3 separate regions of the Mus musculus genome follow, and all the other regions are linked to region 1. A link is a loop called in an ENCODE intact Hi-C map of the cell type or tissue named here. Cell type or tissue: left cerebral cortex. All regions are shown on one strand. Each heading gives the region's core, and the rest is flanking DNA. Links, peaks and the distances in the headings are about the cores only. Region 1 holds the start of Gm52130 (a long non-coding RNA gene). Region 2 overlaps Msra (methionine sulfoxide reductase A). Region 3 holds the start of Mir124a-1hg (Mir124-1 host gene (non-protein coding)).

What was found. Peaks named below come from ENCODE experiments on the same cell type or tissue, not always from the same donor. Only the 100,000 strongest peaks of a DNase experiment are listed, where the experiment ranks them.
Region 2: a loop joins it to region 1, with 6 times the contacts of the local background. A loop is called at or near these places in 2 of 42 quality-filtered maps.
Region 3: it touches region 1 in a loop (10-fold over the local background); 5 of 42 quality-filtered maps call a loop at or near these places.

The regions. Positions count from the first base shown.
Region 1 is chr14:64,398,089-64,408,843 of GRCm38, forward strand. The region is part of intron 1 of Msra (methionine sulfoxide reductase A); the gene reads right to left. Gm52130 (a long non-coding RNA gene) reads left to right here and starts at 8,538. Exons shown (of 2, transcript XR_003951178.1): 1 at 8,538-8,578. In left cerebral cortex, for the core only: no CTCF peak of the experiment used is centred there; DNase peaks (open chromatin) are centred at 2,159, 3,140, 5,459, 5,954 and 2 more places; H3K27ac peaks cover 7,713 bases.
Region 2 is chr14:64,166,999-64,177,753 of GRCm38, forward strand. The region is part of intron 5 of Msra (methionine sulfoxide reductase A); the gene reads right to left. Among named protein-coding and RNA genes, the nearest start is that of Gm52129, 27 kb to the right of the region's middle. In left cerebral cortex, for the core only: a CTCF peak has its summit at 2,270 (motif pointing right); DNase peaks (open chromatin) are centred at 2,283, 4,580, 5,226, 5,743 and 2 more places; H3K27ac peaks cover 7,226 bases.
Region 3 is chr14:64,582,310-64,593,064 of GRCm38, forward strand. It overlaps Mir124a-1hg (Mir124-1 host gene (non-protein coding)), which reads left to right and starts at 5,806. Exons shown (of 4, transcript NR_040709.1): 1 at 5,806-5,845; 2 at 6,468-6,658; 3 at 7,532-7,650; 4 at 7,964-10,755. Mir124a-1 (microRNA 124a-1) reads left to right here and starts at 8,348; the gene lies at 8,348-8,432. Mir3078 (microRNA 3078) reads left to right here and starts at 8,876; the gene lies at 8,876-8,962. In left cerebral cortex, for the core only: a CTCF peak has its summit at 1,025; DNase peaks (open chromatin) are centred at 2,119, 3,027, 3,684, 4,297 and 9 more places; H3K4me3 peaks cover 4,681 bases; H3K27ac peaks cover 7,759 bases.

The DNA.
Region 1 (10,755 bases), core at 1,818-9,817:
TATTCATGTCACTCAATTTAATTCAATTATTTTTACTGAATTTCATATCTAATCCATAAAAAAAAAATGTTTAACTCAACCACCCCCAAAATCATGCCTGCATTCTTGAATAATAGATTTCTTGCAAAATTTCAAGGAAGATAAGTGGCTATCTGGTTAGAAATGGCAAGGCAGATCACAATCACAATGATGAAAATAATTTTAACTATTTAGCCATACCTCCTGTTCTATTTACCGACTGATGTCTCATGGAAGATAGCCTATTTAATATCAAACTAGAATCAGAGCAGCAGGGAGAGAGTCTCAGATCCAATTACAGCACCACAGCCATTTAGCTCTTCTACAGAATTCCTACCTAGAGCAGGCAAGTGGCCAGAACGTGGCAGCACCACACCCAACAAAAAGCTCAAGCTGGGATTTGCTGAAAAAGATTCTCTGAATGGCCCAGGAAAAGCCATCTTTCCCCTCTCCCTAGACATAAGCCCTTTGCAGCCCATACCACCATATGCCCTTGCTTCTCTGCCTTCTCTTACCACTTTCCCCCTGGAAATGTTGACACTTGCTCTGATGGTCTTCCACTTGTCTCCTGATCTGCCTGTCCACCCCAAATCCTGGCATCACTTGGGGCCATCTCACCTGTCCACAAAGTTCCTCTACATCTTCGAATCCCTTTTGTTTCCACTCATGTTATAGATACCACCAAATATGTACCCCTCTACCCATGCAGCCCCAGGACCAACAGGCCATTATTTGCCGCTGCCTTGCACAGTCATTCCCAACACACCCATTCTCCGCAGCATCATGCTTCCACTGCTGCGGCCCTACTCCATTCTCTGGGTATGCTTGCCTTTCCACCCAGAGCACAATTCAATCTGTCTTTTTCACAGGCCAGAGATTAGCTTGCTTGCTTGCTTGTTTACTTGCTTGCCTGCCTGTCTCTTTGGGGACAGGGTCTCATGTACCTCAGCCTGGCCTCAAATTCCATGTAGCAGAAATTGACTCTGAACTTCTGATTCTTCTGCCTGTACTTCCTAAGGGCTGAGATTACAGATGTGCACCACTGCACCCAGTTTATCAAGTGCTGGGGATGGAACCTAGAGCTTCATGCTTACTAGGCAAGCACTCCACCAACTGAGCCACGTGCACGTCCCAAGTCATCTAGCTTTGTACTTCCTTTATGCCAGTCATCTAGCTTTGTACTTCCTTTATGCCATAAGTTCCCAGGGACCTGCTCCCTACTGCGTGGCTCCCACAGAGAGGATTGCTCTGACAGAGCAGGCTGCAGGTTCCACTGAGCTCTGGTCTCTTTCCCTTTGGCTTCTGCCTTTTGTCATCTTTCCTTACCAGCTTCAGGAAGCTGTCTCAACTCCTTGAGGGACCTGTGTGCTTGATAGATACTTTAATTTTTTATTTATTTATGTAAGAGTCTTGCCTGCATACCTTGTTTGTTAACACCTGCAGCATGCTGGATAACACCCTTAGCTCTTTCAGCATTACTATGGTAACGCACAGAGTATTCTCTTTAGAATGGTGTCATTCCTCTGTGATAGTCACAATCCCACTTTTCTGGTAGATTCATATCTGTAGTGGCCAAAGGCACAACTCCAAGAGTTGGAGTTGGAACTCATTGATCCTCAAGTAGTTTAAGAATATGTTATGGGGGTAAAATGGTCCCCACAGACTTATATTTTAAAATTTGGCATGCCAGCTAGTGGTGGTATTTTGAGAGATCATGGAACCTTTAGGAAGTGGGCCTGGGGAAGGTGTATGCTTTGAGATTTATAACCATCCTTATTCCAGTCCCGTCTCTGCTTCCTGATCCATAGAGGTGTAGGCAAGCAGACCTACAATCTCCCACCACCGTGAAGCCACCATATCTTCCCTGCTGTGGCGGACTGTGTTCCCTCAAACTAAATCAAAATAAATCTCCACTCCCTTATGCTGCAACCACATCCACCCTCACCAGATCCCTGGACTGTTCTGAGCATCTGCCTCTTCTTCCACCCCAATCTACAGGACACAGCTTGCGGATGCCACAGCCATGGGCTGCTGCAATGACAGGTATAGATTGTAGATAGGCAGATCTGTGCTACATGGAGTCCCTCTCCTGGCTCCAACAAGCCCCCTCTCCACCTCCTCTTTCTCAAACCTTTATATGCCTCAGGATCTCACGCCATCATCTCACTCCTACCTTGCAGAAAAAGCTAGGAACCACCCACCATCACTAGCTGCATCCGTGCCAAAGCCTCATGGCACCCGTACCATCTCAGTGGCATTTTTAAGTTACTAGCTTTCACTGAGTTCTAAAATCCTGAGCATGATGAGTGCAAACAAAAGCTTCCATCTCTCTGTGTGATATGTATTAGTCCACATCTCCAATCCATCAGCCTCTTCCAATTAGTAGAGCAAGCACTCAACTCAACAATGAGAATCCCATAGCATGCTTAGTTGGCTCTAGTAATTGTGCCCTTCAGTAGGGGAATTCTGCCATGGCCAAACGCAGGCTGGGCAATCTGCAAGAATCCATTTTTAACCAATCTCTCAGCTGTCCAGTCTCCTAACAGTGTCACCCATTGGCCAACACACTAGAGCCAGAGAGCCAGAAAGCCCTTTGGGGTATATGTAGCCCATCCAAGCACAGAATAGGGTACAGAGCAGGTCTAGAAAACCGAATGGAGAGTAACTTTCAGAAGAATTGATTAAGTACAGCCAAAACTGATCCCCAGAAATACTGGAGGCTCTAGAGGATGTGGAAACACTGAATTTGCCATCTGTGGCCACACTTCCATTCTTATAACTGATCTCTCCTGTTCCTCTTCTTGCCTAGGGTAGTAGAACTGATACTAAGTGCTGTAGGCTCTGCCCACCCCCATTGGTTTCTCTTGACCCTGACCATACCTTTGTAGGCAGTGCTAAACTGCAGTCATTTACCCTGAATGCACTTCTCTGATCCCAGCCTGCCCCAGGAGCTTCAAGTAGTGTAAAAACAATCCAAAACTTCATTGTCCCCAGCATGCTACCCAAGTCATAATTCTGGAGCATATCCTTCCAACCACGTTGCCTCTTCTGCAGAAAGGCTCAGCTTCACTGACCATCTGGAACTTTCCAAGAATTGAGCACTCAAGACTTTTTTTTTGTCTGGCACAACATCTCTGAACAGTTCTCTCTCCAAGATGAAGGTTGAGTGTGAATCACCATTGGGACCCACATACTGATCAGAAAATCAAATACACAAACAGTGCCTTACCCTAATTGCTTCTCCATCTAAAGGCACCCCACACTTGAGTCATTCAACCCACACCACCAGCAGAAAATGAATGCAACAGGACCTCTGTCACTTCCTCCAGATGCTACGGAATGTGACCAACAAAAACACAAATGGCAGGCCCTGCTGTGTCCTGTCATCTTGTTCAACAAGACTCTTTTCTTTCCACAAAGGCCTGTTCATATTTTATTATAAAGATCTGAATTGTATGGACAAATTATATATCACTATTAGAATATGCCACAAATAATACCCCAGATAATGGGTCACCATGGAGCTAATAGCTTCAGTTCTCCAAAGTGATCTTATGCAGATATAACTCTGCCCTATAAGGAGGCAGAATTGTAGTCTATATAGATGTCCAAAACGCTAAAAGGTGACCTCTGATCCCACATGCTTAGAGGAGGTTTCCAAAGTCCTAGGAACAGAGGTATTTCCTCTGGAGCAGTGGTTTTCAATCTTCCTAATGCTGTGACCCTTTAACACCTCATGTTGTGGTGACCCTCAACCATAAAGTGATTTGCATTGCTACTTCATAATGGTAATTTTGCTACTGTTATGAATAATAATGTAAATATCTGTGTTTTCCAATGGCCTTAGGCAACCCCTGTGAAAGGATTGTTTGACCCCCAAAGGGGTCACAACATACAGGTTGAGAAACACTGTTTTAGAGTCTCCAAAAACTGCTTTAAGTATGGCTATAGACTATAGAGGTCAGGTCAAAAATTGCAAATTGAGGACTATGTCTAAGGTGATGTATTGGGGTACAGGGAAGCAGTGGGAAACGAGGGCATCAAGATGGCTGCAGCTTGGCTGTGGAAAATTTCACAGACTATGATGAAGTATTTGGACATTATTGTGATGTCATGGGACCTCACAGAAATCCCTTGAGTGAAGACATGGCTAGACCCACAGTACTTCCTCAGTGAACTCATGAATGACATGACCTCTGTTATGTGTAAGGGCTACTCTTCAAATAGAGTTGTTGCCTCCTTCTATCTGTTCCTGTGCATGGCACAGGGCTAATACTCAGTTAATGGGTGCTGAATACCTGGCAAAGAGCGTTTATTACTTAGTCTTTTCTATAATGAGGGACATATCTCCACAACTGAATATCCCCACCAAGGCTATCCAAGAAATGAAAAAAGAACCATCACCCAGAACAAGAATGTAGACCCATAAAATCTACAATGTATGCCAAAGATCTGAGGCTCTGCACCCCATCACCATCAGCCTAAGAGGATAGAGAAGCAGAAATAAAACAGTGGGAACTTTCTCTAAAATTGATACCTTTGACTCAGCATCCTCATCATTCTTGATGGATGAAAATTAACATCTTAGAGTGATGAAAGATTTAGTATTTACACTCTGCCCTGCCAAAGCTATGCTTTGGGAGGTCATGTCAGTTCTGGAGATTCAAACTCAGGTCCTTATACTTGTGTAGCATGTGATTTTACCCACTGACCCATCTCTCTAAGCCCCGATCTTACAATCAAAACAAAAGTTTCATTAGAATAGACTCAGTCTTCCTTGTTTCAACCCCATCTTCAAACAACATATTAATGAACTAATGTAGAGAAACAGAATGTGAGCCTCAGTCAAGATAGCATGATGACGCTGGCCAGGAGCTCAAATATGTCTCTGAGATATATGAATATATGTGTGATATAGTCAGACTCAGCTTCCTGCCTGAGAGCCCTAAAGTAAAAAATGCAGGCTCTTGAGAAGGAGAAACATTTGCCCCACTAAGGGTGAGCATGTTCTCCTTGCTCTAATGTCCTAGTTAGGTTTCTATTGCTATGGTGAAACTCCATGACCAAATCAAGTTGGGGAAGAAAGAGTTTATTTGGCCTTCACTTTGACAAAACGTCCATCATTGAAGGTAGTCAGAACAAGAACTCAAGCAGTGCTAGAACTCAGAGGCAGGAGCTGCTTACTGGCTTGCTTCCTGTGGCTTTGCTCAGCCTGCTCTCTTAGAGAATCTAGGACCATCATCCCAAGGATGCACCACCCACCTAGGGCTGGGCCCTTCCACATTAATCACTAATTAAGGAAATGCCCTACAGCCAGATCTTATGGAAGTGTTTTCTCAGTTGAGGTTCCCTCCTCCCAGATGACTCTAGCTTGTGTCAAGTTGACATAAAACTAGCCAGCACTGCTAACTCTGTAGATGTTGAAGCTGGGACTTGATTCGAGTGTACTGACTTTTTACTTGCTCCTGGTGTGAAACCCCAAGCTAGCAAAGACTACGTTGGCAATGATTTTGGATTGCAGGGTAATGCCTAAACACTTCCCTGATAGTTCTACTGTCAAAAAAAAAAAAAAAAAAAAAAAAAAAAAAAAAAGAAGAAGAAGAAGAAGTGAATGACTTCACCTCTTCACCTCCTCACTGAAATTCCTCATCACACAAACAGAATTACCAAACTGTTCTTTCAGAGGCCATATAATGTAGTTTCCGATGCATACGTCTGGATGTCAACCAGGTGCCTTAACACTAAGAAAGCATGGATGTTCTTAGCAAGCCCACGCTCCAAATACTATTCAAGTCACATTGAAATTAAGCACTAGGAAGGAAAGTGTTAACACTGACTTTGCCTGTGCTATCCAAAGCTGCCTCTGCCTCTGCCTCTGCCTCTGCCAAAGTACTTACTTTAAAGGCAGTCGCTACATTCACTTCATCTCCTGGCCTTAATTTAGGTTCTGCTATGCTCGACAATTTCAATGCCAAGAGGAAGAGACTGAGTGAGAAAGGGACATACTGGTCTGAACCTGGAGAGCTGATCTAATTGAACTGAAAAAAAAAAAAATTAAAACCCTCCTCCATCTGCTCAGCACACCTGCTGATGGAGCACAACCACAGGTAGGGAGGAAATCCATCAGAGACCAGTTATAAATAGACTTTTATTTCATCTGCTAAGAGCTTGGCAGCCGAGGTGGGAGGGCTGCCTACGCGCTGGCAGCCGGGAGAAAGCACTGTGCTGCTTTTATGCTTCAGTGGAAGGATCGGAGAGAAAGAGAACTGAAAAACAATGAAATCTAAAGTGGGATGAAATAAAATGGGACCAAAACCCCAGGGCTGATGTGGCCACCAACCAGCATGCAGTTTAAGACTGTCAGACATCGTGGTGAAAGATGGGGAGACCTGATGACAGATCATGCCCCTCGTAGGAATCAGGTGGAGACAGACAGGCTCACCCATCACTTCTAGAACAAAATTGGCAAACAACAGCCACCTTTTAGTTATTTATAAGATGAAAAAAGAAAAAGGAGCATGGCTCTGGGTTTGGTCTTTGCACTGCCCTGCCACTAGCTCACAAACTATATAGCATTTGATGGCTGGTGCTCATGTGTCCATGCAGAAGAAATGGGCATGTCAGTGGGCCATCCTGGCACAGGCATTTGGGTTCCTCGTCTCTGGTAAATGAGAAACAGTCATTCTTCACATCCAGCTGCCTCTAGAATGGGCTTCACAGCCAGGCCAGCAAACAGCAGTTAAATTGGGGGCTCACCTTCAAGGGAGCACATGAGAGGGTCTGCTGGACACAATGGCTGTCCAAGGTGGGCCTCATGTAGTATTTGGACCCAGAAACTCAAGGGCAAAATGTCAGCAGTTCTATCTCTAAATGAGGCCCTGGAGAAAGAGGTGAGGGAGAAAGGGGAGGGGGTATATTTATCTCACTTGCAGAAGTATAGGTTCTCAGAAACCTCCCTCATCCCCAAGAACATTAAGGATATCATCAAGAAGATAATGACCCACTATTCTGTCCCCACCAAGGACAACAAGAGAAATGGGATTGACTGTGTCAAGGGAGAACTGGGTTAAATGGAAGAGCTTCCTGGCAGCAAAGGTTATTAAACACTGGGAAGGGAAAGCAGTAGAGATTAGGGGTGCTCCCGGGAGGTCTTTCCAAAAAGCAAAATAGCTTGCCAACTACCTGAGGTCACTTAGGTGCTATCTGCCAGCTCCTGTACCCTTGATCTGGGAACTAACTCACCGCTTGGCCCAGCCGAGGGACAGCTACTGCCATTCTTTCATAATGAGCTCTCAGAAGGAGAATAAGAGCTAAGAAAATGACAAAAGCACTCATGGAGCTAAAACTCATTTTTCCTTATTTAAATGGTACATTGGGATTTTGTTTTCTTTCTTTTTCTCCTTCTCCTCCTCCTCTTCCTCCTCCTCTTTTATATATTTCCAGAAACGACCAAACTGCATCCTCACAGATCTGTTCTTCTAAAGCATTAACAGGAACACGGGTGGGAGACGGTGTGGGGACGTTCTGAGCTGACAGTGCAGCCAGGCTCTGCTGTGCACCTCCACACCAAGCACTGCTCATCTTGGGGGAGCTGTGGCTCGGAATGCAGAGTCTCATGCATCAAGCCACAAAAAGACCAACCCAAGAACCTCTTTACCATTCAATTCTTAAGGTTTTTTTAAACATTGTGTTTTTAATTGTGCATACTTGTGTGTGTTGTGTATATTGTACACAGGAATGCAAGTGCTCATGGAGGCCAGAGAATGCATAAGGTCCCATGGAGGTAAAGGTGTGAGTGATGTGGGTGCTGGGAATAGAACTCAGGTCTTCCAGAAAGGCAGAACCTACCTTTAATTGCTGAACCATCTCCCAGCCTCTATTTTTTTAAAAGCTCTTTGCATGTATGGGTGCAAGCATGAGTGATATATATATGTGTGTGTGTGTGTGTGTGTGTGTGTGTGTGTGAGAGAGAGAGAGAGAGAGAGAGAGAGAGAGAGAGAGAGGGAGAGAGAGAGGGAGAGAGAGAGAGAGAGAGAGAGAGAGAGAGGAAACACTGAGTATAGAACTATAAAGACTAGAAAGATGGCTCAGTGGTGTGTAAACATATACACACAAGCATTCAGAGAGATATATTTACACACATAAAGATATATTCATGATGACCTCTTATTTTCAAAGTCCATGTTATCTAAACTCTATGAGTATCTATTGACCGTTTATTTAAAAAAAGAGACAAGCTAGAGAGTGAACAGACCTATGACCCAGGCCCTTCTTCCTTTGCTGCCATAACAACATACCAGGCTGTGTCTACTTGTCTGTCCTCCACTCCGCTGAGAGCTTAGTGAGTTGGGCTGCTGTGTGTGCTGTCTCATCCTTTACCCCTGAGGAACTCATATAGGATGAGGATAGATTGACTTACTGATTGGATGAGTGGATGGATGACCTAGGATTTACCAAAGGATACATGTTCCCTACTGTAGGGGATACAAAAAGAAGAGGAGGAGGAGGAGGAGGAAGAGGTAAAATGGAAAAGAAGACAAGGAAGAGAAGAAGAGTAGGGGTAAGAAATAGAAGCTAAAACAGCAAAAGCAGCAACATCCTGGGTTGGGGAGATTGCTCAGTTGGGGCAGAGTGCTTACCTTGTGTCTTACTTAGGGTTTTATTGCTGTGAACAGACACTGTGACCAAGGCAATTCTTATAAAAGATAACATTGAATTGGGGCTAGCTTACAGTTTCAGAGGTTCAATCCATTATCATCATGGAAGGAAGCATGGCAGCCTGGGGCAGACATGGTGCTGGAGAAGGAACTGAGAGTTCTATATCTTGATCTGAAGACACCCAGGAGACAAGAATTCCATACTGGGCAGACTTTGAGCACTAGGAGACCTCAAAGCTCAGCTCCTCAATGACAGACTTCTTCCAACAAAGGCTACACCTAGTTCAACAAGGCCACACCTACTAAGAGTGCCATGAGCTAAGCATTCAAACAGAGTTTGTAGGGACCAAACCTATTCAAACTACCACACCTTGTAGGCATGAAGATCTAAGTTCGATCTAGAACCACTTAAAGGAAACAAACAAAATAACAAAAAAAGACAGGTATAGAAGTGGGCATTTATACTCCATGTGCTTATTAGACAGAGACCTGTGGATTTTTTGGGTTCACTGGTCAGCCAGACTAGCCTACTTGGTGAGTTCTGGCCAGTGAAAGACTGTTTTAAAAACAACCCAAAGCTGTACAAAAGCATGAGGAAAAGACACCTAAGGTGGTCCTTTGCCCTCCATACACACATGCACAAACTCACATGTGCACCTACACACACACACACACACACACACACACACACACACACACACTCATTCACTCATTCACTCACAGGAGCACCTGCATGCACACAGCACATTACTCTCCAACTGAGCCCCTTCCAGAGTGAACAAGCGCTAAAAAGACAGCAAGAGCAATGGAGTTAGAGACAGAAGGCTGGGTCTGCCCACTGACCTTGCCACTAAAGACACCAGGCACTCTACTTTTCTGGGCTGCAATTTTCTTACCTGCTGGGGTTGAGGGGGTCAGGGAGTAGGACAACTACTACTACTGCTATCTGTAGCTTAGATAACATGAAAATGGCAGAGGAGAGATGGACAAAGATGCTAACTTGGGAGAAGAATTCAGCAAGTGTAGGAAAAAGACGGCCCTTCCCAGTTCCCACCTTTCTACAGCTTATTCACAGAACTGAGTAGGGATTCAAGATGGCCAGTGGCCAGTGAGCACCAAGTGGGGTGGGGGAGCCAGGCTACTCCCCTGGGGAGGGCAATCCTGCCAGATCCAGCCTAGAAGGCAGGCCCAGCAAGCTTAGTTTGGCAAGCCCTGGCTCCCACTGTTATTAATTCCCAGTGAGAACTTTATTGATGACTGCAGTTAACGGTCTTGCTTCCAGGATCCCGGATGAATGGTAAAGAAACTGTTCTCCCAAAGGTGTTGATTTTTGTTGTTGTTGTTGTTGGTGGTGGTGGTGGTGGTGGTGGTGGTGGTGGTGGTGGTGGTTTGGTTTGGTTTTTGGTTTTTCGAGACAGGGTTTCTCTGTGTAGCCCTGGCTGTCCTGGAACTCACTTTGTAGACCAAAGTTTTTTTTTAAAGGCTCATAAACAGATTTCTGTAGTAATCAGCAAGCACACAGAGGGCAGTGCCCAGTGCAACCCATCCACCGCCCAGCCCCTTCTCCTCTGAAGCTGTGTCCCTTTGTTTTGCAAAGTGATTTGGGAGATTAAGAGGGTTTTGTTTGGGTGGGAGGGCGACACCCTGGGTGAGTAAGTGCTACTTGATTGCACAACAAAAGACGTGCTGGAGATTCAGCCACAACTCAGCCCCACTGGCCCCAACAGTTTGCTCTTCTCAATTAATTTATTTTGTTAGAAGAACTAAGAGAGGAAGGAAAAAGCACTGGCTGTACAGAGAACATTCACTACGTAGAAACGGCTGTGATCAAATCAAAAGGACATTTCTTCCAAGGGCAGGGAGCTCCTGTTTGGGGAGCTGCAGGTGGCCTGGGGCGTCTTTTGCAGCATCAGTGTGTCAGCTAACAAAACAACCTCTCAGGAGCCCTGGGCTCAGTGGTTGACTCCAGGAAAGCAGGAATCTGTCCAAAGTGTCAACAAATTGAGTCTATGTGGAAAATTCAAAACTATCACCTTGCTATTAAGAGGATACAAACCTGGCACGTTGGAAACAATGAGAG
Region 2 (10,755 bases), core at 1,472-9,471, 230 kb before region 1:
CCAGGATCAGTGTTGTGGGTCTGAGGACACTCCCTCTGGCCATCAGGGAGAAAGGTCTGGAAGCACACTGCTCCCATCCATAACCCATACTTTCCCCTAATGTAGAGATTGCATATCTCCAGAGGCTGAAGAGTCAAACCACTTCCTTTTTGACTTTCAAATGCCTTCTGGAATTTAGTTCCTTCATATCTTATCTCAAGTTATATATGATAAAGTAGACAGCAAATTAAGTTTTTTAGCAACCATCTCTCATGGCAGAGAACTCTGCATCTTCATTGGGTATTAGAGGTATTGCGTGGATACAGTCTGATGTCATCCCTGGGAGTGATGTGCTCAGGGTGAGCACCCTCAGCAGGGAGGACTGTGGAAAGCAGTCTTGGATCCTACCGAAGACACAGTCCCTCGTGCCCAGCCTACAAAGATGTGTGACACACATTCTGGGACAAATTGCCAGAATCTATTCTCCACAGCAACATGGACACCTATCTGCTCCAGTAACTGCCCACGCAGACTTAAGTCACCTAGCAAAATAACAAACATGTATGTCAATCCCGGACCACCAACAAGACTTCTCCCTGGAGGGTGTTGGGGGCTTCTTGTTCCTAAGGCAGCTTCAGATTCTCAGGATACAATTGGGGCAGGAAGTGGCTGATAAAGAGGTTGGCAGAAGAGAATTCCCAATGGCACAGACCAGGTTCTTGCCTTCTGAGAGGATAATGAGGGGATAAGGTCACTGCTCTTGTATGACATTGTCAGATTAAAAAAAAAAAAAAAGAATGGATAACAGCCGACACTGAGTTTAAAAGTCATGTGCACCACACGGTGCAGGCATGAAATAGCTTTCCTCACAACCCTTGGATGTGAGGTTATCTACTGCCAGCTACCCAACTCGACATTCCTTGACTGGTTACGTGGGCACTCTGCCACCATACATAAAAGAGTCTTCCATTCTTGATTTGTGTCTTGGAATGCCTCCTGGTGGGAGAAGCATGGGGCATAGAGTCAGGAAAGCAAATTCCCCACCTCCTGTGACACTTGTGTGTGACAACAGGGAGGTCATTCCCTTTCCTTGAATGAATAGTTTTCCTACCTGGAAAGCAAAGTTTCATTTCTTTTGCTCTGATAATGTACCCAACAAAGGGGAACTTTGGAAAGAAAGGGGCTTATTTCAGCTTACGCGTCCAGCTTAGTGTCCATCATTGTGGGAAAGTCAGAGTGGTGGGAGCTTGAAGAAGGTGAGGACATCCACAGTCTAGAGCCGAAAGACAGATGCATGCATGTTCACATGCTCACTTGTCTGTGCTCAGCTCAGTCTCTCCATTCACACTGGTCAGGATTTCCTGCCTAGGGAATGGTCCCACTCACAGTGGGCTGGGTCTTCCCAAGTTAACTATCAATTAAAACAATCCCCTACAGATGTGCCCACTGGCCAATCAAATGTAGACCATCCCTCACTGAGACACTTTCCTCAGGTGATTCAAGGTTTTGTCAAGTTGGCAATTAAAGCTAACATCACAGGTACTAATGATCTCATGGTTGGGAGAATGAAAAGGACATGAGAAACCCTTCTACGACTGCAAAGCATAACACAAATTCTGTTTATCAATAAAGCATTAAGTAGAGCTATGACAAAGCACAGGTTTATAAAGGAGACCTAGGGTTCGGCATTAAGTTTCTTCTTCAAGAACAGAACATACATGTGAAGGGTCTACGGAGGACTAGGTGCCCAAACTCTGCCTATGTGGTTACTTCAGTGTCAAACTTCTGCTTCTGTAACCACAGAGAGAATGAATTTATAGATGTATTTCTATTGCCTACTCTGTTTTAAACCCCAGAAAACTGATCAGCAATTTTCACATATACACATATAATTTATCCTATTACTAGTTTGAAAACTTTTGCAACTAATAAACCTTAATCAAGCCAAAAAATTTTTTAACTATTGCCCTGTATGCCCATATGATACCGGGTGAACATGAACTATCATATTTTAATAGTTATTTTAATCCACATCCTATTTTTTAAAATTTGATATGCTGTAGATTTTCATGATTCTTTTACATTATTTCCTTAATTTCAGATGGACTTTTGTTTGATGCAGCCTCACCAGGCGAAAAACAAGCAAGATCAGAAAAATAAAGTGTCTTACTTGGGTATGACAGCAAGGCACAAAATCACTCCCTTTAGGTGGATGGCCCCTTGATCACTGTGATTATATTTTTAAAATACGGTGTCTGATCTCTAGGGCACTTTATCTGCAATTAAGGCTCTCTACCATTAGGTGGCAGTAGGGTCATGATCATGATTAGCCATGTAAATGATATTCTAGCTGGAGGTGTGTGTGTGTGTGTGGGGGGGGTAAGAACTTGTATTTCTTCTCTTTTCACAAGGGATGCTTTGAAAAATGAAAGCACACAGTTGGGAGTATCTAAGGAGTTATTTTAGTTTTTAACACTTAAGATGAACAAATATGAAGTAGTTATGGCCTTTAATAACTCAACACTAAATACTTTATCACTAGTATGCGCATGCATTTTCTGCCATTCCTAACAGATACACAGTTCATCCTAAACTCTATGAGAATCCCTTAGCCTGAGTCCTGACACCTGCTTCTGAGTTCCTGGACCCCACTTCCATGTTTCCACAAACCCGTCTCCGTGGCAAGGGACCACAAGATCCAGCACTTTGACTGGCAAAGACCACTTCAGAATGTACTGCTCTGGCTCCTGGGAAGAAGGAAGCAAGGATGCCACAGGCATCTGAGAGCAACGAATACTGAGACATTAACAGGGAAGAGGGGATGCTAAGCTAAAGAAAATTGTGATGCTGGACTCTGGTATTAGGGGAGGTAGACAGATTCCTCCTCCTAAGGGTGTTCTTGAGATAGAGACTTTGTTCAATAGGGTAGCACTGTCGAAGAAGCCCCTTCAGAAATGACACTCAGGGTCAGGTGCTGCTCGCGCTTGTTTTATAAGGGAGTGGTGTTTCTCTACTGCAGAACACATATCTTGTTGACAGTCAGCCAGAGCCGCACAGGTCTCATCACTAGAAGTAATCAGGGTAAGATAGGGCCACAGTAGCTTCGGCCCTGAGGGCACATGTAGCTTTACCGCCTGGGTTCCTGCGGGACATCACTTACCCATCCCAGTGGGGATCATATTCTCTTCCCTGTCCTGGCCTTTTATCAAATCAATCGATGGTGCCACACCTCATCCTAGTCTCAGGGTTAACGTGCCTCATTTTTTGACGACTTGCATTCTTCTGGTCACAGTTTCATGGGTGAGAGGCACCAGACATGAAGTGATTTATTCTGTTTAAAGCAGTTGATGGGTCAGTAGGATGGCTCAGTGGGTTATGGTGTATGCTGCCAAGTCAGACTAAGAACTAAGTCTCCAGACACACGTGGTGGGAGTAGAGACCAACTCTTACAAGTTGCCCTTTGACCTCCATATGAATGTCATTGCATATGTGAGCACACACACATAAGTAAAATTTTAAGAATGAAATATAGCAAAAGGAGTTGAGACTGTTTTGAGCTTCAAAGTGCATTATCCCAATAATTGCTCTGTGTGTGTGTGTGTGTAGGTGTGTATAAGTTTCTGTATATGTCTGTGTGTACATGTACATATGTGTATATTTGTGCGTTTGTATGCTTGGATACAAGTGCATTTATGTGTGTATGGAATCTAGAAGTCAACACTGATTATCTTTCTCTATGGCTCTCAAGCTAAGTTTTTGAGACAGGGTCTCTTTGTGACCCTCAAGCTCATTGGTTGACTATGCTGGCTGGCCAGCAAGCTCCAGGACTGGCATATCTCTATCTCTCAGTGCTAGGGTTCCAGACTCACGCCACCATGTTTGATTTTACATTGGTGATGGGATCACACTCTGGTTTCTCATGCTTACAGGACAGGAATGCTACCCACCAAGCCATCTGTCTCCTCAGTCCTCACTGCTGGCTTGAGTATGGATTTGGACAAATGGCTTTTATGGTTGGGAAGGATCTGTAAGGCTCTGTGTCTCCTTCCCATGGCTTTATGGCTTCTTGGCTTCCTGGCTCTGCTCTTTGAGACCCTTGCTCCTCCTCTGTGGGTGCTATTGTTAGGCAATTCTGCTTACATCCTGAGAGCCAACACTAGCACACGAAAGTCTTCACTGTGTTGTGGATTAGGAAGCACCCCTTTTCTGTCCCTTGTAATAAGCAAGCACACCTGTCTGTCTTGTCCCCTAGACTGATAGAGTGCAGCCCCTGTCTCTGAAAAACAGCCTAGCTAAGGCTTGGATCAGTCAATCTTGGTGTTTTCTTCTTGGTGATGGGTTTCCTCAACTTCCCTTCTCAGCTTGATTACCCTCTTCCTTGTTGGCAGTGGGTGTCCGGCAGACTGTTTGTTTCCAGGGATCTATGCCCTAGTCTGGTGAGGGCCACCAGTACTGGAGGCAGAGCAATGGGGGCATCTCCATAAAGCTCTTGTGACCCCTGGGTCCCAGTGTTTCCTCAGTTACTCTGGCAGCTGTGACTAAGGCAAAGCAGTGTTCTGTGCTTGCGCTGGCTCATTGCTTAGCAGGATAAGAATAAACTGAGTTATGTTACTTCAAAAAGAAAAGCATCCAACATACCCAGTGTGGGGATGCTCCCTCTTGATAGAGGGAGTCTGAGTGATGACTAGCCAGACATAGGTTCTCAGGGGTGGGACTCCAAGCTCAGGACCTTAGGTCTGTGAGTCAATTCAGCCCCTGTTAGCAAGGCATCAGATGTTCACATGTGGATGTTGTCTGGGACTCACAGAGGAGGAAGGTGGCTGTTTACCTCAAGGGGCCCACAAGAGGGACAGACAGACCAGCACTTAAGACCATAGCTTGCAGGGAGGGGAGAGAGTCCTGATCCTTGCTGGGCACAGGAGTCAGCTTTTACAAGGATGTACCCCCATCTAGGCAATCTGAAACAAGAACAGCTGCCCTTAGATGCTACCCACACCAAAGCCTGGCTAAGCTGGAGCTTTCTGGACTAGAGAAGGCTGGAGGATTTAGTTAGGTGAGCCAATGTCCCCTGCTACTGACTCAGAGAGAGTTCCAGCCTCAAGAGGCCTGGCCTCTCGGGCTATCCAGGATCTTGCCTGGGCTTTCTCTGAACCTCTCAGCTCGGCCCATCCACAGCTCAAGCAGCAGGCAGGCATCTTGGGTATAGACCTTGAGTCCTGTACTTCCTCAGCCCACTCAGACTTCACACTTTCCCCCAACCTGCTTTTCCTTGAAACAGTTTCTCAGAAGGGAGTTTGAAGCCTCCTTTCTTTCTCTTCAGAAGAAAACATTCCTCTAGAACCATCTGCTCTGAAAACCCATCCAGATATGTCAGTGGCTCTTTCTCTGGGACCACAGGCCAATATCACAGGTCCCCAGTGTCCCCCAAGCTCTGCAGGTATATGCATGTCCATTCTTTTTTAAATTTTTTGAAGATGTATTTATTTCATTTTATGTGTATGGGCATTTTGCCTTCATGTATGTCTGTGCACTATGTGTGTGCCTGGTGCCTGAGGAGGTAAGAAGACAGAATTGGACTCCCTGGAACTGGAGTTCTAGATTTTCTATAGGTTCTTGAAATCCAACTTGGGGTCCTCTGCAAAAAACAAGTGGTCTTAACTGCTGAGTTATTTCTCTAGCCCCTGTTCATTCTTGTCTGACCTGAAGGCTGCTACAGGTTGATGTTAAGAACAGAAGGGGTGCTGGGTGGAGAGGTACAAGCCTTTAATCCCAGCACTCAGTGGGCAGAGACAGGTGGATCTCTGTGAGTTTGAGGCTAGCCTGGTCTACAAAGCAAGTTCTAGGACAGCCAGCGCTACAAAACCCTGTCTCAAGGAAACAAAACTAAACAAGAACTGAGTGGGGTTGGAGGGCCTTCTCTAGCACAATGGCAGGTCAAGACAGGCTAAGGAAGAGTGGGAAGGGAGCAGGGCCAGGAGTCCCGGGTTCAAGTGTGCTTTGCCCATGACTCAGCAAGTACCTTGGTCCAGGAACTCCAGCTTGTCCTGCCTAAGTTTTCTGTGACCCACAGAAAGGAAACCCAGTGCGATAAGGCTGAGGTAGTCTGGGGTTAGGGTAGGATGCACTGCTCTAGGCCTATGGACCTGCAGTTCTCCACAGAGCCAGGCAAGGAAGACGTTAATATTCTCAGTCTATAAGTAGCTCCTGCGGTTGCAGATAAAATTAAATGGCATGACTATTTTGGTAGAAAGTCAGGTAAAAAAAAAAAAGCCGAAAAATAAGCTCTCTGTCAAATGCCAATCCCCACCCCCCATCCGCCACACACACCCTGTTCTTTTTTTACGCCCATTTGGTATTTGTTTTTAATTCTGGCTGATTGTCAATTTTAAAACCTGATGCATAGCGTGGCTTGCTATTCCGGAGGCGTTATTTTAAGATAAAACAATGTAAATTCTGCCTTGGGATGGCAGATGGCTGGCAGTTCGCTGTTTGGCAATGCAACTGGTATGGTATGTTGAGGATTGAGAGCAGCAGGTACAGGGCTCAATTCGAAACCGCCACAGATGCTCGGAGGGAGCGGGGGAGGGGCGCAAGCTGGTCAGGAAATCGAGTACGGTACTGGGAGCTCAGAGGGGGGAAAAAGATGGTAACTAGCTGAAAGTTTGCTTCTTCTGGGCTCTTCTCACTCTCTTTCTTTGTCTTTGGCTGCTCTGTGGAGATTCGGAAAGGCCCTTAGAGGTCAAGAGCTGGTGAATGCTTCTCATTTTGCTTCAGCTCAGTCTGATGGGTAAGGCCTGGGCTCCTTGAGAAAGCACAAGGCAAGGACAAAGGAGATAAAGGAAATCTGAATGTGTTTTTCCACAGAGACATGCAAATGGCGGCATCAAGCAGGGAGCCTGCACCTAGTGCAGACATTGTAGGGAGGACGGACCAGAGTCTGAGGAAGACACAGAGCACTGCCAAAGGCAGTTTCTCACCTGAAGAGCCTCACTACAAAATCTTCCCTGTCACCTTCACTGTGGGGCCAGAGAGTGACCAGGAGTTGGGTGCTGACCTGGAGAGGAAGAGGTCAGAGGGGGTCCATTCAGAGCCAGTGAGGACTGCTGAATGCTTTTTAAAAAGGTCACTCACCCGCAGTCTCCCCTTAGAATCTCAAAAAGACTCAACAAGCAAACTCCTCTGTGTGATTATGTGATTGCTGTGTGTGTGTGTGTGTGTGTGTGTGTGTGTGTGTGTGTATGCATGTATGTGTGTGTGTGATTGTTTATATGTGTGTATGTGTGATTGTGTATGTGAGAGATTGTATGAGTTTGTTGCCTGTGTATGTTTGGGTGTATGTGTGTGTGTGTGACTGTATGTGATTGTGTGTGATTGTGTAATTGTGTATGAGAGTGACTGTGTGTGACTGTATGTGATTGTATGTGTGTGATTGTGGTTTTGTGTTGTGTGAGTGATCATGTGAGTGATATGTGGCTGGCTGTGTATGTGAGACTTTGTGTGATTGTGTATATGTGTTTGACTGTAATGCATTTCAGTGTGTGTAATTGTGTGTATGAGTGTGTGATTGTGTGTGTTTGAGTGTGTATGTGAGACTGTGTGTGTGATTGTGGGTAGTATGTGTTGTGTGTGTATGTGATTTGAACTCTTTAAACTCTTTTTCTTAGTCTTACAGTGCTGGGAACACACATGGCTGCTTTTGCTGATGGCCCCCTGGGTAATGCCTGAAGCAATGTCTCTATGAGGCTGCTGAAGGTCCCGAGCACAGCTGAGGCCAGAGGACCTGGCTTGGATGATGTAACTCCAGAGTAAGACTCCCTCCTAACCTAACCTAACCTAACCTAACCTAACCTAACTAACCTAACTAACCTAACCTAACCTAACAAACTTCAGAGTGCCATGATCCTAAAGAGTCACTGTATTCACTATGCAGGTGAATTCCCCAAGGACCCCTTCCCCTTCCCTTTCTGGTGTCTTGGCAGAAAAGACAAGCTAATCAAAATTTAAATTCACGGGCTCCTCTGGACCCTGAGTGATGAGCAAATGCTCTGTGAGTCTTTAGACCGGTCGAGGCTGTGTGCTGTCTCCTCAGCTCAGCTTGGCCGGGATGCCATCCGCACATAGGCTCCCACCCTCAGCTGAGGGAAGAGTTATTCCTCTCAACAAACCTTTAGTAGCTAGAGTCCCTAGGGACAAAGAGATGACTCTGCTTTGATTCCTGCCCTAAAGTCCTGCAATGTGGCTGCATACAGTCTCATCAAGATGTTGCCCAGTAGGGTCTAAACAAAAGAGACCCCAGAGGCTGAGGGGCTCTGAGCTCCTCGCTCCTCTGGGAGGGGTTGTGACCAGACAGGCGATGTTGGGCCCTTCCCCTTCTGACCTATTGCTCTGGTGAGGAACACAGCATCTGTGGTCTTCCTTCTCTGTCTTCTGGTCCAGAGCAGAACACTCCATGGCCATATTCCCTAGCTATGGACCAGACATCTCCCACCAGAAGATGAATGGGAGCTTCTGGAGCCGTGGGAGTCTGCAGGAGGCTGTAAGTGGTAGGAGGAGGCAGTTCCGAGAGACGAGACCGCTCTGCTGGTTGTGTCCCCAGCCAACCATGCAAACCACATCAGTGAGCTCTGGCAAGGATTCCCGGATGTCTTGGGAGTGCTCTTAACACCAAATGGATCAAAGAGAAAAATCCCCCCAAGATGCTGCAGAAACAGCATGGCCTTCTGTTGTTGCATGGTGACATTTAAGTGTGTGGGGAGCGTCGGCCGCCATGGTGGGAACCAGAACCCATAGAAAGAGGGGGTGGGTGGGAGAGGGAACTGTGGTTAGAAACAGGCAAGGAACACTTTACAGGAGGGACCCTATCTGAGGCCTCCCTCACCTCTGGGAATGGTGGGGAGAAAGGGAGAAGAGCTGCTTGGTGAGTGCTAGACTCTATATGGATGGCATGGCCAGGGTCAGGGCTGTGCAAAGAGCCAGGAATGGAAAACACTTGATGCAAGGCTAGCCCAGGGCAGGGAAGGGGCCTCTTCCCACCCTCACTGCTCATGAGCTGGAACCACTTTGGGGTTTGGGTTTCTTTGTTCACAGAGTAATTGTGAGTATTTCTTATTTCCTTAACTGGTTGTCCAGCATGTCCTCCACAACATGGGGAAAGGGGATGATGTTCATCTATGAGGCAAGTGTCATGGGGCTTCACTTTGGCAGTGGGTGGCATATTCTATGGTGGGAATGCTTCCAGTTAAAGGCAGTTACTAATTTTCACTGTCCCAGGCATGGCTACAGACACATTTATTATCAGAGTAATCTTGTAGATACAAGGTTTCAGTGGGATGTTTTTATACCCACTTTACAGGTAAGAAAACTGAGGCTCAGAAAACTTAACTGATTGATTCATCTGAGTCTCACAGAAAGATACCAAAGCCAGAATGGAAACCTCATCTCTCTTCATCTTCCAAGTCAAACATTTCTACTCTGCTTCCTGGGAACAAAGGAGTTCAGCAATATTAAATTCTAGTCGGACAGAGGCTTGAAAGAAAGTACAGTGCTCATGTGCAGGAAGTTACTTCCTCCAGGAAATGGAGAAGAGGGCATTGACAGGAAGGTAAAAGGGGCACATAGAAGAGTAACACTCTTATGCTTAAGGTGTTAAGTGTATGCCAGAGACCATGCTTCACACAGCAAAATTCAGACTCAACAAAGTAGTATTTTTAAAAAAATTATTCATTACTATTGTGTGCATGTGCACTACGTGTGTATGTGTGTGCGTGCACCTTCAAGCTCAAGCATGTATGCTACAGGGTGTGTGGAGGTCAGAAGACAACTTAGTGGAATCTGGTATTGAGTTCTGATGCCATGTTTGCTTAGCAAGCACTTTACCCACTGACCCCGAGGAGTTCCTCTCTTTAGGCAGCCAGACACCACAGAAACATTTAAACAAATGGCCGAATGTAGATGCCTCATTGAGAGTTGTGAGGAAGGCTGAGGGTTCCTAAGCAGGTAGGGTGTGATCAGTGGCGTCTCTCAGGAGCAGTTTTTACTTCTAGTCTGAGTTTTCAGTCCTGAAGATTCTTGTGAGATGAAAGGACAGGCTGATGCCTGTCCTCGTACCCAAAGATATCTGTCTCCCTGTCGGGGGACAGTCAGAGTCGATAGGACCATTTCTTCATCTTGCTCTCAGCTACCAGTGTGTAAAGGCGAGTTAGAGATTCAAACTTGGAAATGAAACAGGGCTCTAGGTTCCAGGCACAAGCCTCACAGGCATAACGTAATGAACTTTCGACACGGACTCCCAAGCTGTTGGCCAGATAGGGGCTAGGAAGCTATTAAAGTGGCTCATGATGTCGACAGGAAAGTGGCGCTGCTCTCTGCTCTGTCTTCCCTAGCACTGTACCTTTCAAAAGGCCTGTTATCCGAGGGAAGGTAGCAAATGTCTTTTGAATTATGTCTTCAAGAAACAATACTTTTCTGCTCATTAAATGTGGGGGTGGTGAGATATGACCGTGAGCTGTGAGCCTCAGAGGACAAAGGCAGAGGCCACCAGGGTGTTGCTTGGCTCTATTAGCTGGGCAAGGCTGTTTATTGGGTTGAGAACTGCTTTATAATTAGGGAGTGAAGCAAAGGCACAGATAAGTGACTGCTGAAGAAAGTACTAGAATAGACAGAGGCAGGGGAGCCACAGGCTGGCCCAACCCCTTTCCCCCTCATCACGGAAGTTAGAAAGAGAGCTGAACCTTTGTAACTCAGTATCTATCTCCCCAGAGCAGGTAGCAGAGAGCC
Region 3 (10,755 bases), core at 862-8,861, 180 kb after region 1:
TGAATCACATCTGAAGCAGGCTTTTTCCCCCCTTCGAACTTGTCACCCGTCTCACCTATGATTGACAAGATTTCTATTCCCGTCGTTTCTACTAATTCTGCTTCAAATCTGTATATTTAATGAACACACCAATTGGTCCCTCGTTATCAGTCAGAGCCTTTTTTTTTCAGGGCTAATGCACTGATTTTATAATTTATTGTGCATGGTGGCTGCCTCTAAATGAAATTCGGTGAAGGCCTTGTCCGGTTCCTATTAAAACAATATCTGGCACATGAATATGATCATGAGATTCCCCCACCCCTCTGTCCCCTTCTGCGCATATAAACAGTTTCATGTTCCTGTTAGACTCTTAAACACAAGCAAGGGTCTTCTAGACCTAAAGTATGTTGAATGTTATAACTCTGCACAAAGACGAAAAGAAAAACAAGAGATTACCTTAAAAAAAATTCTCCAATGCAAACACAATCTGACACATGCTAAAAATTGCCCGAAGCACTAGTGAGCTATGGTTCCTCTCCCGAGGCATATAATTCATTAGGAAATAATCTCATGCCCTATGTAGCAATTGAACAAAAATATTTATTTGTGGTACTATCAGATGATAAGGAGAACAGGGTTTCTTTGGGAGCGAGGGGGAGGGGAAGCCTGCAGTAGCTGCCCACCATAAGCATTGCAAATGAATCATTAGCCTTCATCCTGCAATCTAGGTCAGCATAGAGCGATGGGAAGATGGGATGGCTTTTAAATCTGCAGTAGGCTCCAGTCAATCTGCTTAGAAGGCACAGGAGGCCCAGTTACACTGGACTGGAACGTTCCAAGGGGAATAGAGATACTCTCACCTGCTGAAGGGACCATTACCTGACCCACAGAGTCATCAAAAATAAAGAAGGCTGTGCCATCAGATGAATTACATTTAAACACACGTAGACTTTAAGCTTTCCTTGTTCTGCTTTTTAAGACCTGAGCAGGATTTGCCAGACAGATCTTTAAAAGAGAGATGCTATCTTCCAGCCTACTGGCTGGAACAGGCTCCTACAACCCAGGTGAGGACAAGGACTTTGCAAATCATCTCCCCATGTTGCAAAAGAAAATGGGGGGCTGGGTGTCCTCCAGCAAGCCGTGGTTTGCTTTCCTTTTGGCTTTCTTTAAAGATTAGGGGGGTTGTACACTATGAATAATTTGTCAGATAAAACAGAAGCAAAATAAATTGACTAGTGACTGCCATCTGATAAAGGAAACTTGCACCAAAGACCCTCTTCAAGGGCCTTCCTCATTCTTCACTCAAAATGAGTATGGAAGGGTGCTGACTGTGGGAGCTCACGCTTTGTGGGTCCTTCCTCAGAAATGCTTATGCCAGCTTTAATGTGATTACTTCCTGAACACGTTATAGACTTAGTGCACTGGGTCAAAGTCCCTGAACTGTCCCCAAGCTCTCTCCCCTCAACACACACAAGCTGGCTCTGTGTATTTTTTTTCTAAACATGTCCCGAAATACAGATCAAACTAGAGAAATGTACGTAGGAGCATCTCAAAATTCACTCTAAGCAAAACGAACCAAACAAGACAAACAGAGCAGGCTACTTCTTTTAGCTTTCCGTAAATGTTTTTGTTTGCTTATTTTAATGGTCACTGTGCCTAGTCATAGGATAGCCTGTGGTAATTCAACATACATTCACAATGGGCAACTATTAATTCAGAGTAATTAGTAACTCCAGGTCCTCAGAATTTTATCATTTCTATATGTTGGAAAACCTGCACAGTCTTCTTTGCCAGTAACCTTGAAAAATAGCATACATTGCTTTAGACTAATGTTACCCTAAGCTACTTACTTCCTTTATTTGGCAAAAAAAAATCATAAGAAAAATATGAAAGTACAAATATGATATAGAAGAAAATATGCGACAACAATAACAACAAAAATGACCCAGGTTTTGTCCTTTACTAGGAATCAGCCTCGCGGTTCTAGAAGGGATTTTTTCCATCTCTCTGGGCCTTGATTTTTTTCTTTCATGTGCATCAGGAAGAGTCAGGCAGCTCCCAGGTTCTATCATTAGCAGTCCAAATGCCACCTCCAAATCTGTTTTCTGCTGTGTTTTGTTTTTGGAAAGACAAGGTAACTGCAGAAGTATCTGCAGTTATTTCCAAAGATGTGAACTGACGTTCACAGAAAGCACACACTTCTGAATCTGCTGAAATTGATATAAACCTTGCAAACGAGGGAGGCTCACTGTAGAAACGATCTTCCAAAATAGAGTTGGATGACTTTGAATGATGATTTTATAAACCTTGATTCTCTCTCTCTCTCTCTCTCTCTCTCTCTCTCTCTCTCTCTCTCTCTCTCTCTCTCTCTCTCTCTTCCTCTCCTCCCTCCCTCCTTCAACATTACTGGAAAGGCCTGAAGAAAACTGGTATCAGAAATACAGGTAGATAAGTAAGAACAAACTTAGCTTATTTGTCTGAATATTTCACTAAGGATAGAGTTTTGTATTCCAAAACTAGAAGGTGACGATAGAATATTCTATTTCAGGACATTTTTTTAAAGCCATTTAAAAATTTTCTGCCACAGGATAAATGACTCCTCCTGAATGCTAACAACAAGGGAAGAATGTGCTAGAGGCTCCGCCATCATATTAAAAATTAAACCGGCTGCATTTCATAATGGGCTCTCTCTTCTCTCTCTCTCTCTCTCTCTCTCTCTCTCTCTCTCTGCGTGTGTGTGTGTGTGTGTGTGTGTGTGTGTGTGTGTGTGTGTGTGCCCGGCTTCCATCTTTCTTCTCACTGTGGAGATTGCACTCAGACACTGTTCATGGTTAACACTGGAGCATCAGCTGAGAGAGGTCAGAACCCTACTTCTCTGAACAGGGAACCACAAATGTCACTGACACATGTCACGGCTTGGCAAATAATATATTTCTTTCCAATCTCCTGCCCCTCCCGTTTACCCACTCGCATGCATGTGCTCAGCTGAAGGGCACCTCTCAGTCTTCCTTCCTTCTCCTTCCTATGGTGGGACCAGCAGGAGGCACGCCATTCACAATGAATTCAAAAGTACTCCCCTTTTGATTTCTGTTGTCTTTATTTTAACCTCAAGAAGGGAGAGAGATTTAACTCAGTCTTTACCCCAGGCTACGCTAATACTTAGGTCATGTCTGAGCTCTCTGGGGAAGCCCTGCTTTATCCCATCCGTGGGGCAATGGTGTCTTTTCAGCGGAGCTGTCCAGCTGTCCAGCCATATGGGCCCCAAACAGCCCAGTCAATCCGATTTGGGGAGGTTTTACAATGTAATTTCTTAACGTGTTAGTACTTGGGGTGAGTTTGATCAGGCGCATAGACAGCCCTTAAGCCCAAGGGTTTAGGTTTTAAGAAGCCATTACAAATGGCCCAGCATCCGTCCGCTCAGACTGGTTAAAAACAGATATGAAATCTGTGGCTGGGGGAGGGGCAAGGACTCCTGACCCCCTGGTTGGAGAAAGTCCCAGGGGTATGCTCTAACTATTAATTCAGCATCAGCTGCCGTATCTACCCCCCACTCCCTTTCTCTTTTTCTTTTTTAACCCTGGGCTCATCATTTAAGGCGTTCCCACTCGGGCCTGCGGAGCCTGTTACAAAACCAGGTCTCCGCTCCCCCACTCCACCCCCACCCCGGCGCGCGCGCCCCACGCAGCAAGACGAGAGAGCCAGCGTCCCGCAATGCCGCAACGGCGCAGGAGAATTGCATTAAAAACGTTCTTAAGCTAAACAAAACCCTAGGCCTATCTGACAGTCTAGCACAGGAAAGTATCCTCCATGTCCCATTGCTCTTCAGTCAAAACCGACTAGACCTCAAGTCACAGCCCCACCCTTTCCTGGTGCAGGGGTTCGAAACTGTCTGCCGAGGAATGCTTTATAGACAGAACATTAGAATAGTCCTAAAGCTAAAAACCTTGATCAAAATGGTGGTAAGTAAGACCAAGTCACCGCAGAGAGAGACCAGCGATTTAGTGGGGACTATTATGAAAGTGGTCAGTGCTCCCAGAAAGATTGCCTAGCGAGGGGCCTTTGCCAACTAGTTACATTTTTTTAATTAAAATCCGTCACAAGGATGTTTTCTAGTTCTTACCCACCCCTCCTAAGATTCTCAATTCTAGAAATTTACAAAAACAGCTTATTTCCTAAGCTTCTAGCCACACAGTGTTGAAGCAAAAAACAGCACATGGGGGAGGTTTTGTTACAGCCGTTCTTCTGTTGGGGTCCTTACCTAACAATTGACAGAAACAGAAATGGCCTTCCATCCAGGGGGCATCCCCGGAGGTCCATCAGGGCTAGGTGGGCGCCGCGGCCACCACCCTCTGCACTGGCCATTGACAGCCACAACATTTAAGACTGCTTTTAGCTTTCCGAGTTTGTTCTCCCCTGTCTAGATGTCTTGAATTCAACATAGCCCAAGAAACAGTTCAGTTTTTTTTGTTTGTTTGTTTATTTGTTTCTTTTAAGTCATCAAAGAAAAGCAGGCGTAGGGAAAGCAGATGGGCCTGCGTGAGCAGGTCGGGGCTGCCTCGCGGCTGCCGCAATAGCCCTTTGGGAAGACAGATTTCTCATCGCAGGCGCGGGGGCTCGAGTGGGGGAAGGTCTTTTTGGTTCGCTCTTATGGGGGACATTCATTCTTGGTCCTTCTTTAAGCCACAGCTAACTCTGCTCTTGGAAAAGAAAAACAGTTACACAGCCACACAAGTACAACAAAAGGCGCCTCCCCGAAGTGGCTCTCCACGTCCGCAGGACGGGTGGCTGGACGTGTAGACGCACTTTTGTGCCTCTGTAATCTCGGACGTCCATCTGGCCCCGGCGGGCGAGGGCGGGCGGGAGGGCGCGGGCAGGGGAGGAGCGCGCGCACGCAACTAGAGGCGCGAGCACGCGCGCCCGCTCTCCTTCACTTTCACCTTGACTGCGGGGGGGGGGGCGTTGGTGGGGGCGACAAGAGACTATGGTCCTCCATCCCCCCACCTTCCGCCATTCGTCTTCCCACCCCCAGCACTGTCCTGCCCAGACGCCAGCCTAGGGAGGGGTGAGGAGGAGGCTGCACTGGCGCTCGGGTCGCCGCACCGCCCCGCAGCCTCGCGCTCTCCGCAGTGACAGCAACCACAACCGCAGCAGCACCCAGCTCCATCCTCACCAGCCTGGCTGAGCTACAGCCCGGCAATTCGGGCTGAGGACGACAAGCAGAAGGTGTGCAAGTGCCCCCGAGCTCCCCACTCCATTGACCGAAGCTCAAGAAACCGGGAGTGGGCTAGCGGCGGTATTGCACGGAGGGGACTGAGAAAAAGAGGACTGGAGACCATGAAGCTATTCAGGCAGGGGTAGGATTGAGCCCCCCGAGTCCACCCAGAGGACTTTGGCAGGGTCTGGGGCGGCCAGGGTGGCTTCAAGGGATCGGAGGGCTCTGACCACTGCAGATGCGGCGCGTGTGGGTGCGGTGAAAGCACCCACTTCTCCCAGGATCTAAACGGATAAACGGAAGCGAGTGTAAGTGTGGGGGTGCGAATCGCCACCTCCGGCCTTGGCTTTCCCGTTCGTGAGAGCACCCCCACTTCTCACTTTCCCCAAATCCGCATTTTTCTTGGCACAACCCTCCCGAACACCGAGCGAGGAGAGGGAGGTGCCCGGGGGCAGTGAGAGTGACGTGTGCTGGTGCAGAGGGGGGGGGGGGGGGCTGCGGGCCGGGCTCTGTGGACCTACTCCTAATCCTCTTGTTTTCGGAACTGTCAGCAGATGTGGCTTCTCTTAGCTGAATAATCCGTTAAAGGAATAATAATTTTTAAAAAGGACCTCGGCCTCACCCAACGAGGACAGTGAAGGAGATCAGCTCTTGGTAAGACTAAAAGAAAAGGCACTAAATTCTCTGCGTCCCTCTCTCTGTCTTCCTCTCAATCCCCTCACCCCCTCCCCCTCTCTTCTCTCCTCACCCCCCCCCCTTTCTCCCCCATCCCCTGCAATCCGCACTCGACGCGAGTTCACGCGCAGGGCTGGATTTCCAAGCTGCACTGCAACTTCTCAGCGCGTTATTATTATTCATCTGAGGGTGCAGCCTCTGCAACCTTCGCCTCCTGCGCTAGCATCCTTCCCCCTCGACCGCGGCCACCAGCAGAGCGGTTTCTTCTGCACGCGTGCTCTGGTTCACCAGAGGAGGATTCTGGCTTTTTGCTTTTTTGTTTTGGTGGTTTGGTTCGGTTTGGGGTTTTTTTTTTTTTTTTTTTTTTTTTTTTTTTGGTTTTGTGTCTTAATTCTTTCAGGGTCATCGCCAGGATGCTTTTCCTCCGGCCAGGTGGAGCCAGCATCAGCGCCTGCCAGCAGCAATTCCCTTCAATAGCCGAGGAAGCACTTGGGGCTTGGCCAGGGAGGCCGCTCCTTGCTTGCGGGGCTGACTTTAGCCTCCACTACTCTCCCGCATCCATCTGCGTGTATATTATCCCCATCCCTTTTTATTCCAATAGATCCGCCTTTGGTTTGGACTGGCTGAAACGCGGCGGACTGCAACCAGGATCCTTTAAAGGAGAACAAAAAGATGAGGATATTGTGCGGGGGTTCCGGGACAAAGCGTCTTGGGACGCGCGGAACTCTGGCTCCCCGATTGGAGAGATCAACGCTGCCCAACAGTACCCGGCCGGACCTGCGGACCTCTGAGGTTATTCGGACTCAATTTTATTGATTTTTGTGGCATGCTTTAAAAGGGTCAGTGTTAGGTAAAGACTGTGTCCCCCAACCCTGTGGGGTGGGTGGGAAGCTGAACGGAACCGATCCAGTTAGATTTAACTTGTCCTCTATGCCCTCTACCTGGCTTTTTTGAGCCATTGGGAAGGAGAATGGGGAAGGCTTAGAAAAGAGAAAGGGGGGGGGGGGACGACTGCCTGAAAGGATAAGGCACTAGTAGGGAGTGGGATGGACCAGGTGAGGGAGGTCTGTGGGTTAGGAAGCACCTTCCTCACTCTGGTGCACTGGGTGGGTTTGTTCAGGGAATGGCAACGTGGGTGTCTGTTGAAAGCAGTCTTGTGAAATTGACATGTACATGCATAAGGTGACTGGACTTGTGTGTAAACAGAGTGATGGAGAGCAGAGAGGGAGGGGTCTTAAAATAATATTTTATTGTCCCTATGGATTTGGGGATCTCTCCCCCACCCCACCCAGCTACATTCTATAGGGGTGACCTTTTAAAATCTACACCCACCCTTTACCTCTGTAAAACCGGTTGACGGGTGGGGTGGGGGAACATGTAGGGGTGCGCGCTCTCTCTCTCTCTCTTTTCCCCCTCCCCCCTCCCAGTCTCCCTCCTCCCTCTGTCTCCCCCTCCCTCTCCCTTCACTCCTCCCTCTCTCGCTCTCCCTTCGCTCCCCCTCCTTCTCTGTCCCTCCCTGCTGCATTTTGCATGAGCTATCTAGGTCATTAGCATTTTAGCGTATGCAAGACTTGACAAGGCTGATGAGGGGCCAGATGGGCCTCGCTCTTATTTATTTATTTTTTTTTTCTTTTCCTTTTTCCCATCCACCACTTGGGACCTAAGCGAGAGGACCGCAGCAGGAGAGTTCCGGAAGGCTGATTCCCACAGATCCTGGTAAGGGACCGCAGCAGCTCTGCCCTGCGGCACGCCCGGCCAGGCTACACCCGGACCCTACACTCAAGGTAAAGGCGGCGGTCACAAGCCCTGCCCAGGCAGCAGTAGCTGGGCCCCTGCTTCCCATCCCTTTCCTCTCCGTCATCTCCCTCCTCCTGGCCCCCCTCAGTTTCCTAGGCGAAGCTGAGAGCGAACTGGGTGGGTAGGATTCGCTGCGGTGGGGCGAGGTGGGGTTGATGTTTTTTCATTGTCTGGAACTGCAGGGGAGGCGAAGCGCGAGGAGAGGAGTGAGGGAGTCGGGGTAATTAACACGGGGGAGGCACCCCTCCGTCTCCCACTTCCACCCACATCCCGAACCCTCCACCCCCCTCCCCTTTGCAGGAAAAAGCTTGGAAACGAAAGGATGCGGGAGAACAAAGAGCCTACGGAGGACGTGGCTGTTATCTCATTGTCTGTGACTGGGGGAGCTGCGGTAGGAAGGATGCGGTGGTCCTTAGCTCATCGCGTTCCCCAACCCCACACCCTCCCTGCTGTCAGTGCGCACGCACACGCACGCGTCGCCAGCTTTTTCTTTCTCATCTCTCATTTTTTTCATCTCATCTTCTCCCCATCCCCTCCCTTTCTTTCCACCTTTCCTTCCTTTCTTCCTCCCTTCCTTTCTCCCATCCTCCCTCTCTTCCATCCTTCCTTCCTTTCCATCCTTCCTTCTTTCTTTCCTTCCTTCCTTCTTTCTTTCCTTCCTTCCTTCTTCCTTCCTCAGGAGAAAGGCCTCTCTCTCCGTGTTCACAGCGGACCTTGATTTAAATGTCCATACAATTAAGGCACGCGGTGAATGCCAAGAATGGGGCTGTCTGAGCACCTTGGGTCCACGAGGGCCTGCCACGGAAGGATCGACCCAGCACAACGCCCTGGGCAGATCTCAGCGCTGCAGCTGCAGGCGCCCACAGTACGGGTAGCAGGCTTCTGAGTGCCTCGCAAAGTAGCCCTTAGGGTGGGGAGGTGTGCAGCTACCGACAGAGAGGGGTTTGTGCAGATGCAAATAGAATCTAGGAAGCAAACAACTCATTCTGTGACAGAAACACGGATCTATGCAAGCGGGGGGGTGGTGGTGGTGGTGGCGGCGGCGGCGGCGGCGGCAGAAAATAGCCTGGGGACGGCTGGAGAGTAAAATGTGCCCCTCAGCTCTGGGACCCTGCCCATTGTAGAAGGCCGACACCTTCATCCCTACCTGTCTTAGTTCCGGATTTCAATTTATTACCCTTAAACAAATAATAATAACCAAGTACCCATGCGACTGGCAGACTGCCCCAAAGCCTAGACTGCAGCTACCTTGTATTGTGCTTGGGGTTGCTGGGGTAGTCTTTAGGGGAAGCTGTTTGTCACCCGTTGGTGGAGAGCTGTGGGCATTTGACAAGCTTAAACAGATCTCTGGAGTGAGCGAAGGCGATCGGCAAATTTGTTCATGGACAGCGCACAGACTCCATCAAAACTGACAGCTAGCCCACTGCTCTAAAGCAGGGCCTCCCAGCCTCCTTGGGGCTGTGGCTGAAGTTTCAGGCAGAAATCCAGAAGCTACAGGAAAAGGAGGCGCAGCCCACCCCCAGCCCCCAGAGTGTGGGCCTCTCCCCATCGCTCTTAAAACCCCAAGACAGAAGGAAAATCAGCATGAGTAAGGTGGAGGCCTAAGGAAAGTCTGTTTTGAAGCAGGCTGTCCAGGAACAGAAAGGGTTAATCCTCCCTCATCCTGAAGCACCTGCTTCCCAAATCAGCCCCCAACAGCAGCAGCTGGTCCTGGAGGCCCCCGACACAGTTCCATCCCGTCTCCATCTCAGTGTTCCGCCAACCTGCAGTGGATGGATGATGGCCTGGTGGCCGACCTAAACTCATTAATTTTCAGGTGGAGTAAATGGAGGAGGGGCAGGACCCAGCAGCAGAGGGAGGGAAAGGAGGCCAAGAGCTGGCCTCCTCCCCCCCCCCACAACCCACCCCCAGGAAGCAGGCTGTAGCCCTCCCCCCTGCTGTCATGCCAGAGGCCTGCCTTTGCAAGGCCAAGCCCATGAAGGATGTTTAGGAGTTTAATCTGATTCCTAACACAGTAATCAGGGTCTAAAAGAGCATCCGTTGAAGTTAATGGAGGACTCTTGTCTCAAAAAGCCTCAGCCTCATCTAGTCTAGTAAATTAGTATTTGAGGGTATATCATAGATCAGTACCTCTCTGGCCTAGTTTCCTCAAGAGTATTCATTATTTCTTGAGTATCTACTATGTGTCCTTCTTTACGATGATTTCAACTTCTAAATTTCCTCACAGAAGAGAATGTTAGAGCTAGCCAGGCTGAGCTTCAATTTACCACATTCCACCTAGGCATTCCCAGAACCTTCTCCCGCTCTGCAGAAATAAGCCACCGCCTGCTTACTCTTGCAGGCAGAAAGCTGCAGTGCCCACACCCTGAGGGTGTCTCTGGCTGAGTCCTACCGGACAAGCCAGACTGCTTTCAAGGCAGAAAGGGAAAGACCCAGCCACAATGGCTGTCCTAAGAGACGCCATAGCCATTGCTTCGAGAAAATCTACCTCCCTTGAAATAAAAATTGGCCCTTTCCTGGGGTGCTCCCTCACTTCACAAATGGGTTAGAAGAGAACGGCTAGTGTGCTGTACCATTTTGGGGGTACACCCATTTGCCCCCCCCCCCCCGTGCTCATTGAGATGTTATTTTGCCTTCAAGCAATGGCCTAAGCAGATGATGGCCCAACCCCCCTGGACCACAAATATCCCCATTAGCAATCCTCTACTCAGTAATTGCTTCCCCATGATTCTTTCAAATGTCCCCTCGTCCTTCACCGATATTTCATCTTACGTAACCCCCAGATGCTTCCCCAAGTAAAGTCCTTTTAGGTAGAAACCCAATATGCTTTTGCTCTGAGAGCGCAAACCGCAGGCACCATCCATAAGGCCTGCCTGGGATCTGCTACGGAGGATCTGAGTTGGGAGGGGTGCATTGTTATTTTATTGCTTACGTAAAACTCTTGTTCCAGAAAGTATTATTCGTGTGTTATTGGCGTGTGGGAGTGTTCTGGACTGGCCAGTCTATGTGAACCAGTGTTCGTATGTGTCTACCAGATCCCCTTCCCAGAAGGGGTTTGTATGTAGGACTCTAATGACCTGCTCAGCCCCAGG